4 separate regions of the Homo sapiens genome follow, and all the other regions are linked to region 2. Evidence: chromatin contacts called from ENCODE Hi-C or POLR2A ChIA-PET data. All regions are on one chromosome and are shown on one strand. Each heading gives the region's core, a stretch centred on a gene start or an enhancer-like site at or near the end of the contact. The rest is flanking DNA. Distances are from core to core; before and after follow the strand shown. Region 1 holds the start of PRPF38B (pre-mRNA processing factor 38B). Region 2 holds the start of PRMT6 (protein arginine methyltransferase 6). Region 3 holds the start of SLC25A24 (solute carrier family 25 member 24). Region 4 has its middle 16 kb from the start of LINC02785.

Region 1 (3,184 bases), core at 596-3,095, 1.6 Mb before region 2:
TACTCTCGTAAGAGGATTCCAAATTTATTTGTGTACTTTATCAACCCAAAGTTGAACTGTATTCAAGAGATGTTTTCTATAAAAAGCAACTAATCTCTCAAAATCCTTCAATAACCTAATTACTCAACTGGGGGAAAAGGTGGGCAAGACAAAAGAGAATGTCCTTTTGTTACCATCTCTACACATACGTTCAAATGATAGAAAACACTTTGTGCGGTCTGTCAAGTTTTTAAGAGTGAATATAGACAAAAATGGATTGTGTATTAGATGCTCCGGATAAAATTTTTAAAGACCACTAAGGCTATTATTAATATTCTTTAAAATAGAAATTAACTTTCGGAGGCCTGGAAGGTATTTTTTATACTACATAATTTGCAGGGAAGTGGAAAAAGCCTACCTAATTGGTGAAGGACCAAAAGCAATGGCCAAAAAAACCCACAAAAATCTAATTAGTCGTTCATTTAACCAGGGAAATGCATTTATGGCGATTGAGCATGATTAATAGTGCATACCTCTACCTGCGACCCTGGGCTGCTCCGAGCCTCGCTGCAAGACTGAGTCAATCCTGCTAACGAAACAAGAACTGAGACAAGAGTGCAGTGAGGAGGCGCCAGGTGAGCTCCCCAGCACAGCCAAGCCAGCACCGACCCTGCCGCAGAAGCCCAGGGCCCAGATAATTCTAAATTAGCCCAATGCACAGGTGGCTGAGACCTCTTACTCCTGACTTCCTGCTGGGAAAATTTCCAGGCCTTCTGTACACCTCTTGAAATGGCACCTCTCCACCCTCATCCCCCCACCCCACCCGACACACACGCACTGACCATTTCCCTGCCTGGATCGGATAGTGAGTACCAACAACACGAGGCCAATACTGAAGTCATTACACGCCCTGGCCAGGGGTGAGCGGGAGAAGCACCAACAAGTTGGCGCTCAGCAGATCCACGTCAAAAGGAATAATTTTAAAGCTGTAAACTGGAAAGGCTTCTGTTACTCTTTCCTCCTCTCCCCCATCCCTCTTGCCCAACTCCCCCCAGGGGTGGGCAGGAGGTTGGGGGAGGAGAGAGATCAATAGTGGCGGGCTCTCCCGGCCCTAAAAATCTAAAATGGAAACGAGAGGGCGGCCCCAGTCCGACCCCTCCCAGACACACTACAGGCCGCAGCCACCCCTCCGCCGAACCACCTTCCCCCACCCACAAATCTTCAGATTTCGGGGGCCGCCTTCGCCCGTTTCCTCCATACCCCCTCTTCCGAACTTACCCCCAAAGCCAAGGCCTACACACTTCGTACCTTAAAGTAGATCTCGTCCACCACCTCGTGGTAGGTCTTGAGCTCGTAGAGCTGTACTTTGAAGTAAGGCGACGACAGGATGTTGGTCAGGATCATGGGGTTGAGGTTCATGGTCTTCTCGTTGCCCCAGAGCGGGAGCACATTGCCCTGCTTGCCGGAGACCGCCGGCTTGGTAGCGCCGCCGCCGCCGCACTGCTGCTGTTGCTGAGCCGCAGCTGCAGCCGCCTGGTGCTGCGGCTGCGAGTTGCCTGTCAGCGCGGGGCTGTTGTTAGCCATGTTGCGGCGGAAGGAAGGAGGGAGGGAAGGAGGGGGGGGAGGGGGCCAAGCTCGATCTCGCTCTTCGGGACAACGGTCTGGGACCCTACTCCATCGAACGTCGTCGGGAGAAGGGGCCGCCTCGCTGTGCCCCAGCTGGGCAAGAGAGGGCACCCGACGCCGACAAAATGACCCCGGGCCAAGAGCAGACAGCGAAACCCAGACCGCGAGAACTCCACGCAGAAGGCGAGCCGGCAGCCAGGGAGCTCGATCTCTTCCGCCAACTGCCCCTGGGAACAAGATGGCGGGCCCGGCGGATATGACGCCACGCACCCCAGCGTTCCAAGCTGAGCTGGCGGCCAATCAGAGACGCTCAGTTGGGCTGGAGCGTCCTCTTCCTAGGTCCCCGCGTTCTCTGCACGCTGAAGTCGCTGCAGTGACCTCCGTACCTGACTCTTAGGGGATTTCTCCTGAGAATTTGGGGGCCGGGGGAGAGGGTTGTAGGCCTAATCCGTTGTTGTTGTATTTTGACTGGGGGCTTGATTTCTTTTGTCGGGAGCTGAGCCAGGAAGGGTTCGCATGGCTGCGGTGTGCTTGCTAATATCGTCACTCTGACTTCTGCAGAGTATCCGAGAGGGGTCTCCTGGGATCTCAGTTTTAAGGTTCTCTGGAAGGTACAATGGTCAGGGACCCCACTCCTCCAGGAGATTCTGATCAAAGGTCACGTACTTCGCCAGCCTCTAGTGTCCAGCCAGAAGTCTTAAATTTATTCATCCGTAAGATTGAGATAACATCTGGCTGGGCTGTTGTGAGCATTGAAAGAGCTAATGTACTTGTAGTGCCTAGTAGACTGTTCCAGGCATCTGGTAGGCGCCTTTTCTTTTTCTCCCTGCTCCAGATCTTTGGATTCTAGGAATGTATCCGGAGTGATAAACATTGGGCGAGATACTGTATATTGGGAGTGGGTGTGTGAATGTGTGGGGAGTTTGAATGTGGCAATCTTGACTTCAGTGGCGCATACACAGGAGGAGAAAAGGATAAGATGGAAACTTTGGGGAAAATCCACATCTGGATGAAAATAAACCAGAAGAGGAGAGAGAGAGAGCGAAGACCAGCAGAAAAGTATTTAAACCAAGAGACAGTTGTTTGACAGAATACAAGGAAATAGAAAAGATAAGTGAATGGAGTGATTGATTAGTGTTTGGAGCTGTACGGTACGAAAGTGGATATCCTGTCTGGTTCCTTTGTTTTAGGTTGCAAGAGAACTAGAACCCTGAGAGGAGAAGCAGTTTTCACCTTCTTACTAGCAAATCTTGTTTTTCTCTATAGTGGTTTTTATTAACTTCCAAAGGAAAACTGAAGATCCTAACCCCTGTGTCATGAGTTATCACGTTAAAAGTCCATAGAAAAAATTTTTTTTAACCCAGTTCTTTTTGTGTATATATTTTTTGCCTTGATAATACTAGTTTATTGAGTTTGCCGAGTGACACATTGCCAAATCTTATGCCCTATTTTTAATTCCTCAGATACATGATCTTTCTGTATAGTCTTAGACAGTCTTTACCCCTAGTCTGTTTGGATGAAGAGCTTGGTAGAGAGGTTGAGTTTGATATCTAAGTGTCAGCGGCATCAAACTCGGAGC
Region 2 (3,491 bases), core at 551-3,050:
AGCACCCTATGATGTATGTGGTCAGAGTAATGAGAACAGGGCTATTTAAACTGCTTCCTCATATCCTTCCCCTTAATTACCAGTAGTGAAGTTTACCTAGAAAACAATGAGGAAGAAGTACCATAGCCTACAGGCACCTAGGGAGGGGGAATTAATTCGGACTGAGAAAATATGGCTCTGGAGAGATACTAAAGTCGTACTGGAAATGTATGAAGTCTAAATGAACCCCTTTCTCCCCAGCTTCAGACTTAGATAAGGTGTGAGGTGTCAGGGATGTGCATGGACCCTTCAAAAACTGACATTTTCATCCGTGTTCTTCCCCCTCACTCCCCCGCGAAACAAAATATACGGAAATACAAGTGCTTGGTACTACATGCTTTTGAGGCTAAATGCCCAATAATAAGCACGCTGTATCCGTTGTTGAGGGGGATCACTTTTTAAGTAAACATCACCAGAAGAATCTCTTCAAATGGAGAATGAAGTCACTCTCCCTCCCTAGAGGCTATGAGGGAAAAGGGGGAGATATTCCCCCTACTTGCACGTGGGATCTCCCTTTCCCCTCCGACCTCGCTACGCCTCTCCCACGCAGGTCAGGCTGCTTTGGGAGGTAGCTGGGAGAAAAGGCAACGCTCAGTCCTCCATGGCAAAGTCTTTGGTCTTCTCCTCCTGGTCTCCCACTTTGTAGCGCAGCAGCACGCGCAGGCGACGGGGGTTGTCCCGGGAGGGCAGCAGCGTGATCTCTCCTGAAACGTCCGTGTCTTGCTCCACTTGCACCGGCTCGTTCAGGTAGAGGAGCGCCTGTTTCCAGTGAGTGGCCGGGTGAAAAGGCGAGGTGGACAGCACCAGGGGTTTCTCCGACTCCCCTCCAGGGAAGGTCACCTGGAACCAGATGGCAAAGCCATGCATGGGCGCCGAGCCATAGCAGCTGCAGCGGAAGCGCCCGCCCACTCCGGCCTCCAGCTCCTGCTCCAAGCCGGCGCGGGAGAGCTCTAGCTGAGCAAAGCGCTGCGGCCGGGCCAGCACGTCCTCGCCGGACAATCCCTGCACAACGATCTCCGAGTGGCCCATGAGACAGCGCGTGGCGAAGCCCTCCAGGCAGCTCATGTCCACACCATAGTGCTGCTTCACCTGGCTCCAGAAGCCCAGGCGCCATTCCAGCATCTGGTCGCTGATGGGGGCTATGAAGAGCTCGGCGGAGGCCGGCAGGAGAAGACCGCCCTCCTTCAGCCACTTGGTTCGCGCGTGGAGGACGGAGCTCAGCATGGACTCGTGCAGGAGTCCGTAGCCCATCCACTCGCTCACGATGGCATCCACCTGTTCCGGCAACTCTACAGTCTCCACTGGTCCCGGCAGGACGTGCACCCGGTCCTCCAGCCCGTTGAACCGCACCACCTCCCGGGCCTGTTGCCAGATGGCGCTGGCCTCTACCGCGTACACGCGCCGGGCCCCGGCCTGGGCACAGAAGATGCTCAGAATGCCGGTGCCCGCGCCCACGTCCAGTACCGTCTTGCCTCGCAGTGCTGCCCAGTTCCGAAGGATACCCAGGCGGTAGGCATCGGTGCGGACGCGGTCCGCGATCATCTCCTCGTGGACCGAAACGTCCGAGTAGCACTCGTAGTACAGCTGGTCCCGTTCCCGCTTAGTCCTCCGGGGTCGCTCCAGGGCCGCCTCCCGCTCCGCGCCATCTTCCTCTTCAGTTCCCTCCCCTCCTTCGCCGCCGCCCCCCGACTCAAGCTTTCTTTTCTTGGGCTGCGACATCTTGGCCGCTCTGCCCGGCTCCCGGCGGGCGTAGCGCGGCACGGCGCGGGCTCCAGGAAACGGGGGCTTCTGGGACTTGTAGTGCGCGCTCGTCCTTCCTACTTCCTGCGGGGTCGCCCGGCCGGCGGCGCGGAAGGTCTCCTGTGCCTGCTCACGGGAGCTGTTTTGTATTGCTCTTCTGGTGTCCTGGCATCCCTTTTCCCACCCACGACGCCCACATTCTGAGATCCTTTCATTCCCCCTCCCACCCTTAGCTCCTCAGTTTTTTGCTTTCACTCCCTTCCTGAAGTAGGCACGCACACTTAAGACTAATAATCCACCTTTGTTTCTTCTGCTGAACTCACCTCTGTTTTTTTTGTTTGTTTTTCTGTTTTTTGTTTTTTTTGAGAGGGAGTTTCGCTCTTGTTTCCCAGGCTGGAGTGCAATGGCGCGATCTCCGCTCACCGCAACCTCCGCCTCCTGGGTTCAAGCGATTCTCCTGCCTCAGCCTCCCGAGTTGCTGGGATTACGGGCGCATGCCACCAGGGCCGGCTAATTTTGTATTTTTGGTAGACGGGGTTTCTCCCTGTTGGTCAGGCTGGTCTCAAACTCGCGACCTCAGGTGATCCGCCCACCTCGGCCTCCCAAAGTGCTGGGATTACAAGCGTGAGCCACCGCGCCCGGCCTAACTCACCTCTGGTTTTATTCCACCGAATTAACATGGCAGCACCATCCACCCACTACCGCCTTAACTGGACAATTGTAGCTCTTAAAGTGCTCCAGCTGTGGCAATTTAGAAACTGCACTACGCATTTCTTTTTTCTGTTTTCAGTGCAGTTAGAGTGCAAATGTAACAAAATTAAAACCTAACAATGCAAAATCTTGGTTCTGATTCCAGTATGACCACTAATTAGTTGAGTGATTTAGGGCAAATAATAGAACTTCTCTGGCCTTTAGTTGCCCATTCACCCACCAGCGAATCTTCATTGCAGTTGGGGAAGAACTAGGTTTCTGGTTCTACTTAGAAGAATAGTTACTTGGCTTTCGGCTCTGCTCTGATAATTCTGTGGCTCTCTTAAGAGTTAAATCCTGAAAAGTGCAGACTCAAGAGCCATGTGATACAAGCAAACTCGTTGCTAGGTGTATTCTATATATATATGCGTTTTTTTCTCTCAGAAATAACGGAATCAATTTCTTTTAATCACTTTCTCAATGCAATTCATTTTTTCCTGTGTTTTCTTGTCCGGGCAATATTGACACTCTCCTCTTTCTCTTATATTTTTCTTGTAGTCAACCATCAGCTGTTACTCTCTTTTTGTTGTCCATAATGGAAATAAAATATGTTTTTAAATATGTGTGGCATCTGTATGGGTGTCCGTGTTATTAACAAGGTGGGCATAATGCCATTTTCTGCCAGCTTGAAAAAAAAGTCACTCAGAGTAAAATGGATTTTTATTTTCTTGTGGTCTTGAATTATGTCCTTGTAACCAATAGGCCTGTATTCCTTGTCTGGGATCAAAGTTCTTTCATCCTATTTTCTCTATTAATCTTTCATTAGCAGAATAGGTTTATTGATATGGCATCCTTAGCTGTACTCTACTTCTAACTCAAGACTCTCCATCCTGGCTGCTTATTAGAATTCTCTAAGGAGCTTTTTAAAAAATACCGATGCCTGGGTCTACCTCAGACCAATTAAATCGGAATCACTCCAGTGGAACCTGGGCTTCTAGTTTTTAAAAGCTCCCCAGGGAATT
Region 3 (3,224 bases), core at 1-2,500, 1.1 Mb before region 2:
GGTTTTCAAGGACAGAGAAAATTTGAAGTTTGAAGGCAGTTCCAAAGGAAGGCAATGATTCTTAATAAGACTGGAAGTTGGAAGTAATATAAAAAGATAAATCAGTTTCAAGATGATTTTACTAAGCAGGCAGCCCTTAATTTACAAATTCTAGATTCATACATATCTTAAACATACAAAATGATATGAGGAGAGGTAAGTTCAGGGTCTGAGTTCCTGGCTGTTGTTGGAACTGATTTCTGTGTAGTGATTCAGAAGATGTGAGACACCCTAATTTACAAGTACAGAGGTATCTTCTTTTCTGCAAACAGCAGTACAACAATAGTTCCTCTTACGCAGCTGTGAATGAACAGGATTATTACAATTAATGATATCTCATTTGATTGGCGCCTTAGAGAATTAAGACCTTTCACACCTAATATACAACTTTGTTGTGAAGGCAGATATTTATATTCTCATTTTACTGATGAGAGACTACCCGGAGACGCTATGTCACACCTGAAGGATTAGGTACTTTCTCTGTTAAGTCCAATGTTCCTTCCGTTATTCCATGCTAGGCAGTAATAAGTTCTGTCTTGCCTGAGTAATAAGCTCCAAACCTCGGAACTGCACCCATCTTGAGAAGGAGGAGGGCGCTGTGGTTTTTTCTGATAAGTGCAGCTGGCAGACACTCTATACGCTTAATCACGGGCAAATCCTAGCTAAGCTGCCTACCAAACTAGTCCTTCTTTTCCCCGTTGCCCACGCAGATGGCTGTTGATCTTTTCTGCAACAAATCCAGGAGTTTCTCCTTTTTGTTTTATAATTGCTCCAATAGATGCTTTAGGATTTAACTCTCTGCTTTTTAAAGCAGAATCGCCATCCCAGGTGTGCAACCACGAAAAAATTAGACATCCGTGAGAGACAATGCCCTCCATGGCCCAGTTTCCAGGCAGAGAGAAGCAGCTCTGGGCTGACCGCCAAGGCTCCGGCCCGAGAGGGTCTTTAAGTGGAGTAACCAGTCTTCAAGACCCCGCTCCCAAGCCACCGACGCGCTGACGCTGCAGCCCTGGACCTGCTGGGGGCCTCTTCCTCGGACCCGCATGCTGACAGCGGGACTGGCAACTGGGCAGAGGTCGACCCCGGGTCCGCACAGCACCTCCCGAGACCCAGCTCCCAGCTCCCTCACTTCCGGCTCTCTGGAGGCGGGCCCGGCCAGTGCCGCCGAGGCCAGCGCGGCGAGCTCCTCCCCAGCAGCGGCGGGACGGCCACACCCTGCGCTCCGCGCGGGCTCGGGTGGGGTCTCCGCTCCTGCGCCCTGCGCCCTGCGCGCCGCAGCCGCAACCCCGACGGCGCCCCAAACGCTGTTGCGCCGCGCGCCCCGCCCAGCCCGGCCTCGCGCTGGTCCCGGTCTCGCCCCGCAGCCCTCGATCTCCCGTGACTTCCTCGGCCAGGCCGCCTGCGCCTCTGGGACCATGTTGCGCTGGCTGCGGGACTTCGTGCTGCCCACCGCGGCCTGCCAGGACGCGGAGCAGCCGACGCGCTACGAGACCCTCTTCCAGGCACTGGACCGCAATGGGGACGGAGTGGTGGACATCGGCGAGCTGCAGGAGGGGCTCAGGAACCTGGGCATCCCTCTGGGCCAGGACGCCGAGGAGGTGGGTCGCCGCCGGGGCGCCGCCTGAGCGTAGGGAGGGCTGCGGGCGCTGGGGACACTGCGAGGACCGAGGAGGGCGGCGGCTTGAGGCGTTGCCAGGAGAGGAAGGAGGAACTGTGGCGCCCAGCGCTCCGGTGGCTTCAGAAACTCGGGCGTGGGGCCGCGACCGGCGACCCCGGTAACAGAAGTGGGTCATAATACGAAAGTCTACTGGTATTTGTCCAGATAAAATGAGTGTTGTGGACACTCTGGCCCACGGGCACTGTTAAATTTTTAAGACACTTTTGTCCTGAATCCATCCCAGGTTCTTTGTTTTCTGTTTTAATACCTTGCAGACATGTAATCCGTTTTAGCTGTCAGACTTCAGTGGGTCCCAAGTTTTGTATAAAGGCGCACACATTCGATCTCTTTCGAAGCTGCTTTGTTACAGCAGCTATGTGTATTGTCTACTGTTTGAAAACTGTTTGAAAACCAATCGCGTGTTTCCCCCACTTCCTGTTGAGAAGGAATGGCGGCATTCCATTGTTTAAGACATTCCTAGGTTAATGCCCTAGGTACATAAATTGATCTGAAGGGTTGACTTGACCTGCGACTGAGCAATTTCATTTTCTCTGAGTCATCTTAACTGTGCCCCTGAACTTCTGCCCCTTTAGTAGGGTGGAGATATGTGGAACTTCTCCAACCCTGTTGAAGCGTTCCCTGACACTGGCATTCTCTTATCCAAAGAGGGAAAGTGATTAGGTTACTATGAGGGCCAACAACTGTTATATAGTTATATTTCACTTCTCTTTTAATGTCTTTGGTAGTTATAGGCCTCTTCAGTTTACTGTTTCTTCTAGAGTCAGATTTAGTAAGTTACAATTTTTTTTGAAACTGCCTGTTCTGTCCAAGGTTCATAATACTCACCGATGATTTTATAACACTTCTGACTGAATCTGTAGGTAGGTTCTCTATTTCATTCCTCATATCTATCCTTTTCTCCCCTTCAATCTTGCCAAAGTTTTGTGTATTTTATTCATACTTTGAAGGAACCAACTTTTGGTACTTTGTGCTGATTGTCCCAGAAATGGCCCAGTTGGAGTTCCCCACCATGTCCAATCATTGGCTGGAAGCAGCCCAGGAAAGGGACGACCTTGCTGCAGTGCATCAGCAGATGCCAGGGTTAGAGGCTAGAGAGTGGAAGTCAACTGTGTTCCTCACAGTAGGTGCCTTTGAAGGGAGATCTCAGTGGTACAACTCCATGGTCCCTACAATATACAAAAGCTCTTTGGAGTGCTCAATGATTTTTAAGATTGTAAAGGGATCCTGAGATCAAAAAGCTTGAGAATTGCTGCTGTATCACCATTTTTACGTAACTGCATCATATTCTGTTATATGTTTGTGTCATAGTATATGTTACCAATTCTTTTTAAATCACCTTTTACTTTATTGATAGTTTAAAAACGATTGTAAGTGAAATTGCAATGGATGTCCTTTGTATTCATTTTCTCATTCTGGTCCAGTTACTTTCGTAAGATAAATTTTGAGGAGTGGACATTGCTGAGTCTGAAGGTAACACACATTTTAAACTGGGATACGTATTGCCTTT
Region 4 (3,680 bases), core at 1,011-3,510, 1.0 Mb before region 2:
ATCTTTGGCAGGTCACCCACATCATTGAAATTGAAAGCTTGGAGGCGATGAGAGACCGACACTCATTCCAGTTTGTCCTCTTGGGTTCCAGCTTGTCCTTGCTCTCCCCCACTTCCTGTCCATCTTTCCTTCCTGACTGCCTACCCTGATGACTTCAGGCCAGCACCAAATGAAGAAGCAACAGCTGTACATAAACTTGTTAACCAGCTCCCACGATTGTATAAGGTCAAATCCATATGCCAAACCTCTTATCACTCTGAGTGGTTCTGCTTTTTTGATCAAACCCTGATCGATATTGAGTACGAAGATGGTGAGGGCAAAGTTTCACTTTCTTATTTACCACTCTGTCCAGAGTCTAGAACAGTACCTGGAAGATAGTAGATGCTCAAGAAATATTTTTGAACAATGGGAGATTTTTAGGAGGTAGAAGTAATAGGACTTGGTGATTGGATGTAGACTTAAAAGAAAGGTGAAATTAGTAGGACTCTCAAGTTCTTTGCTTTGGCAAGTGGGTGAAGATGGTGTCATATGCTCAGATAGGGAATTCAGGAGAGAGATTAATCCAAAAAGTCTCATCAGGAAGATATTGAGTTAAATGGACCACAAGGTAGCTCTTGGGCAGCAATGCTTGTGTTCTTAGAGAGTTCTTGAAGCTGTAGGATAAAAATTGAACCAGATAGACTTTGCAGTCCCTTTTGGATTTAGAATTCCTATCAGAGAAGATGATGAGTTCAGTTTTGAATACACTGGATTTGAGAAGAATTGTGGGATATTCTTTTGGAGATATGTATTGAACTGAAATTCAATTCATACATCAGGAAAGGGGTCTGGGCTAGATATTTATTTGGGGAAGTTGCCTGTTAAAAGCAGTATTTGAAGCTATGGGCATGATTTTTAAAAATGTAAATGTCATTATGGGACCACACTGGAGTCTTAGGGACCAGCAACATTTAGGAGTCTGGTGGAAGAAGAGAAGCCTGCAGAGGACACTGAAAAGTAATGATAAGTGAGATAGGTGATGATAGGTGAGGCAGGAGAGTGTGGCTCCAGGAACTGGGTGAGGACATGGTTTCAAGAGAGAGTGACTATATTCAGCACTAAATGCTGTAAAGCATTCCAGTAAATGAAGATTTAGAAGTATCCCTAGAAGAAGGAGTTTTGGTGACAAGATGAGGTGAGAAGACAGAGTGAAGTGAGTTGAGGAGTAGGTGGAAGATAGCAAAATGGGCATTGGAAAGCACCGAAAAGAGTGAAAGCATTGGAAAAAGTGAAAAGCACTCTTTCTTAAAGCTTGACCAGGGGGTAAAAAAGAATGATTGAGATGGAGTAAAAAGAGTGAGAGCTTGACAGAGAATGGTTAGAATGGAACAGTGGGATTTAATATTTCAGAGGGGAAGATGTTCTGAATGATGACAAAGTGTGAGTGTGGTCTTGGGTGTAGGTGTCTTTGGTGGGGTGGTGATGAAGGTCACTGGAGTTGAGATCAAGGAAGTGGAGGCCAGGATGTGGAAACACAGTCTGTGTGGGTGCTGGTCCCCAAGCAGGTGATGAAAAGATGGAGGAGAAGGATGGCAAGCCAAAGTTCATGATGAATATGAGAGAATTGACAAGAGATCACCAAATGATGAGGTTGAAGAAGCAGACAGCTTATCATTCACAGAGGGTGTGGGTCTCAAAGGAACATGAGGCTACTTATTCATTCAATATTTGATATTAAGTGCCTACAGTAATGACCTGGATGACTGAGAAATCACCACTGACTTGGTGATAAGTCGGGCAGGGGAGATAAAACATTTTCATAGCCTCAGGAGGAATCCGGGTTTCCTCACTGGATTTTAACCCTGACTGTCCGTTAGAACTCCCCGGGAGCTTTTCAAAAGTATCATGCCTGGGTCCTACAGCAGCCCAATTCTATCAGAATCTGTGGGTAGTATAGCAGTATTGATATTTTTAAAAGCCCCCCAGGGATTTCTAATGTGCAGTCAGGATGGTGAACTACTGGTGAACAAGGAGCCCTTGGGCATAAGGAGATTTTTATGCTGAAGCTGACATGGGCCTCCAGTTGCTGGGGGTGAGGGGGTGGGTGCTGACTGGCACCTACCTTTGGCACCCAGGGATTTAGGGGGAAGGATGTACAGTGGGGCCCCAGGATCTGAACAGTTCTGATTGTCTGCAGTTGAAGCCCTTGGCTGGAAGGCAGGAAATGAAGCGGGGCCCAGAAGCAGAGCATCTTATCATTGCCTGCAGCTGGGCTCCTGTGCAGGTGGGAGGGGGACAGGAAGGGAGGCGGGCCCCAGTGTTAGTTCCCACTCGGAGGCTACTTCTAGGGTTCTGTCATCAGTCCTCTGCACCACGCTTGAAAGGTACCATGAGAAATTGCAGCCTGTCTTGAGAGGGCAAACAGGATGAAGGCTGAGTTCAGGAAACCATGTCACATTAAGGATGAAAAAAGGATCTGGGGGCTGTGAGAAAAAAAAACACTCGTGTGGCTCTGACGACTGTCATCAAATAGTTAAAAGGCTGTCATGGAGAAGATTGATAAGATTTAGCTCCAGAACACAGACCAAAGATTAGGAATTCAATGGAATTCATCTCAGTTTACAGAAAGACATTTCTAACAATTAGTTTTCACTGAACACTTCAAAGGGTCTTCATATGAAGTAGAATGCTATTCTAGAGTTTAATGGGAGGTTGAATGACCAGATTTTTAAGTGGTTATACAATTATAACCCCACTCCGGGTAAAAGTATGATGATCTTTAAGATTGCCTAGTCTTGGATTCTAGAAAATTCTTTAATGTGAATATTAAAGGTAATTAAAACAAAACAACAAAAAACCAATTTGATGTGTATTGGCCATAGTCTTGGGCAAAATGTAGTCTTAGATTTTTAAAAATCTAGTGTTATACTGGAGTAACAACATTAAACTATTCAAACTAGCATTCTTTTGGAGTTTAAAATCAAGGGCTTGCTTACTTCAACATGTATATTTATAATTTAACTCATTAATAATAATGTTTATAGACATTGACATTTTCAGAACAACCTATTAGTTAATCCTCACAGTGTTTCTATTTAAGTAGGCTAGTATTTTTACAAGGTGAGAAATCTATGAGACTTGAGGAAGATCATCACTTAAGTCAGCATTGCAGCCAAGAATAACCAATTGTCATAATTTGACAGGTGTATATACATCTCTCACAGTGAGCCCAAACTGAATACATAAGACAGATCATATAGATAAATATAGTCCCCATTCAAATGGATTTCCACATAAACCAAGGCCGAAGACAGAAAAGAAAGAAGATTGGTTATCTTCCTTAGGGAAAGGCAGTAGGTATAACCTTGCTTTCCTTTGCTGGATTCTTTAAGACCTTGTGAAGAAACTACATTATAACCCATAGAATGTTTCTATTGTAAACCTATTTAAAATTTTGGAGAGGTTAAAAACAGTTTTTTTTTTTTTTAGGAATTACTGGTCAAAACCTGGAATAAAAACAACGACCCAGAGGTGGTTTTAGGGGAGGGCCAATTACTAGGTGATTTTAAGGAATTAATGTGAAAATTATCACAGCTCCCCAGAGCTGCCAAACATGGGAGATGGTAAGTGAGAGAGTAGGAACTTGATTGCCAAGGATACAAACCCTGTCTTTTTCGGGGGCAGGAAAAAGGCAGTTAATG

The links. A loop is a pair of places that touch in the nucleus more often than their neighbours do. ChIA-PET counts read pairs that join two places held with the same protein, here RNA polymerase II (POLR2A). Pooled maps may share reads with other maps.
Region 1: a pooled map shows a loop between it and region 2 (16-fold over the local background). The contact joins the promoter of PRPF38B here to the promoter of PRMT6 in region 2. A Hi-C loop is called at or near these places in 1 of 37 single-sample maps with no recorded cell type and 8 of 50 pooled maps.
Region 3: a map of naive thymus-derived CD4-positive, alpha-beta T cell shows a loop between it and region 2 (27-fold over the local background). The contact joins the promoter of SLC25A24 here to the promoter of PRMT6 in region 2. A Hi-C loop is called at or near these places in 2 of 168 maps with a recorded cell type or tissue (both naive thymus-derived CD4-positive, alpha-beta T cell) and 11 of 50 pooled maps. POLR2A ChIA-PET finds 5 or more read pairs at or near these places in 1 of 52 experiments (CD4-positive, alpha-beta memory T cell).
Region 4: a loop to region 2 is called in a pooled map, with 4 times the contacts of the local background. The contact joins the enhancer-like site here to the promoter of PRMT6 in region 2. A Hi-C loop is called at or near these places in 4 of 50 pooled maps.

Annotation. Positions count from the first base shown.
Region 1 is chr1:108,690,971-108,694,154 of GRCh38, reverse strand. PRPF38B (pre-mRNA processing factor 38B) reads right to left here and starts at 1,845. Exons shown (of 6, transcript NM_018061.4): 1 at 1,288-1,845. The coding sequence starts at 1,563. RefSeq lists enhancers at 383-943, 1,594-1,923, 1,506-2,066, 2,004-2,193.
Region 2 is chr1:107,054,983-107,058,473 of GRCh38, reverse strand. It overlaps PRMT6 (protein arginine methyltransferase 6), which reads right to left and starts at 1,800. Exons shown (of 1, transcript NM_018137.3): 1 at 1-1,800. The coding sequence starts at 1,758. The coding sequence ends at 631. RefSeq lists enhancers at 999-1,208, 1,219-1,348, 1,359-1,498, 1,519-1,568.
Region 3 is chr1:108,198,369-108,201,592 of GRCh38, reverse strand. It overlaps SLC25A24 (solute carrier family 25 member 24), which reads left to right and starts at 1,250. Exons shown (of 10, transcript NM_013386.5): 1 at 1,250-1,637. The coding sequence starts at 1,455. RefSeq lists an enhancer at 1,032-1,326 and a silencer at 1,127-1,466.
Region 4 is chr1:108,078,416-108,082,095 of GRCh38, reverse strand. No RefSeq gene overlaps it. Among named protein-coding and RNA genes, the nearest start is that of LINC02785, 16 kb to the right of the region's middle. Within about 2 kb of position 2,260, at least 6 of the 41 ENCODE cell types and tissues checked have a DNase peak (open chromatin) inside an H3K27ac peak, as active enhancers do.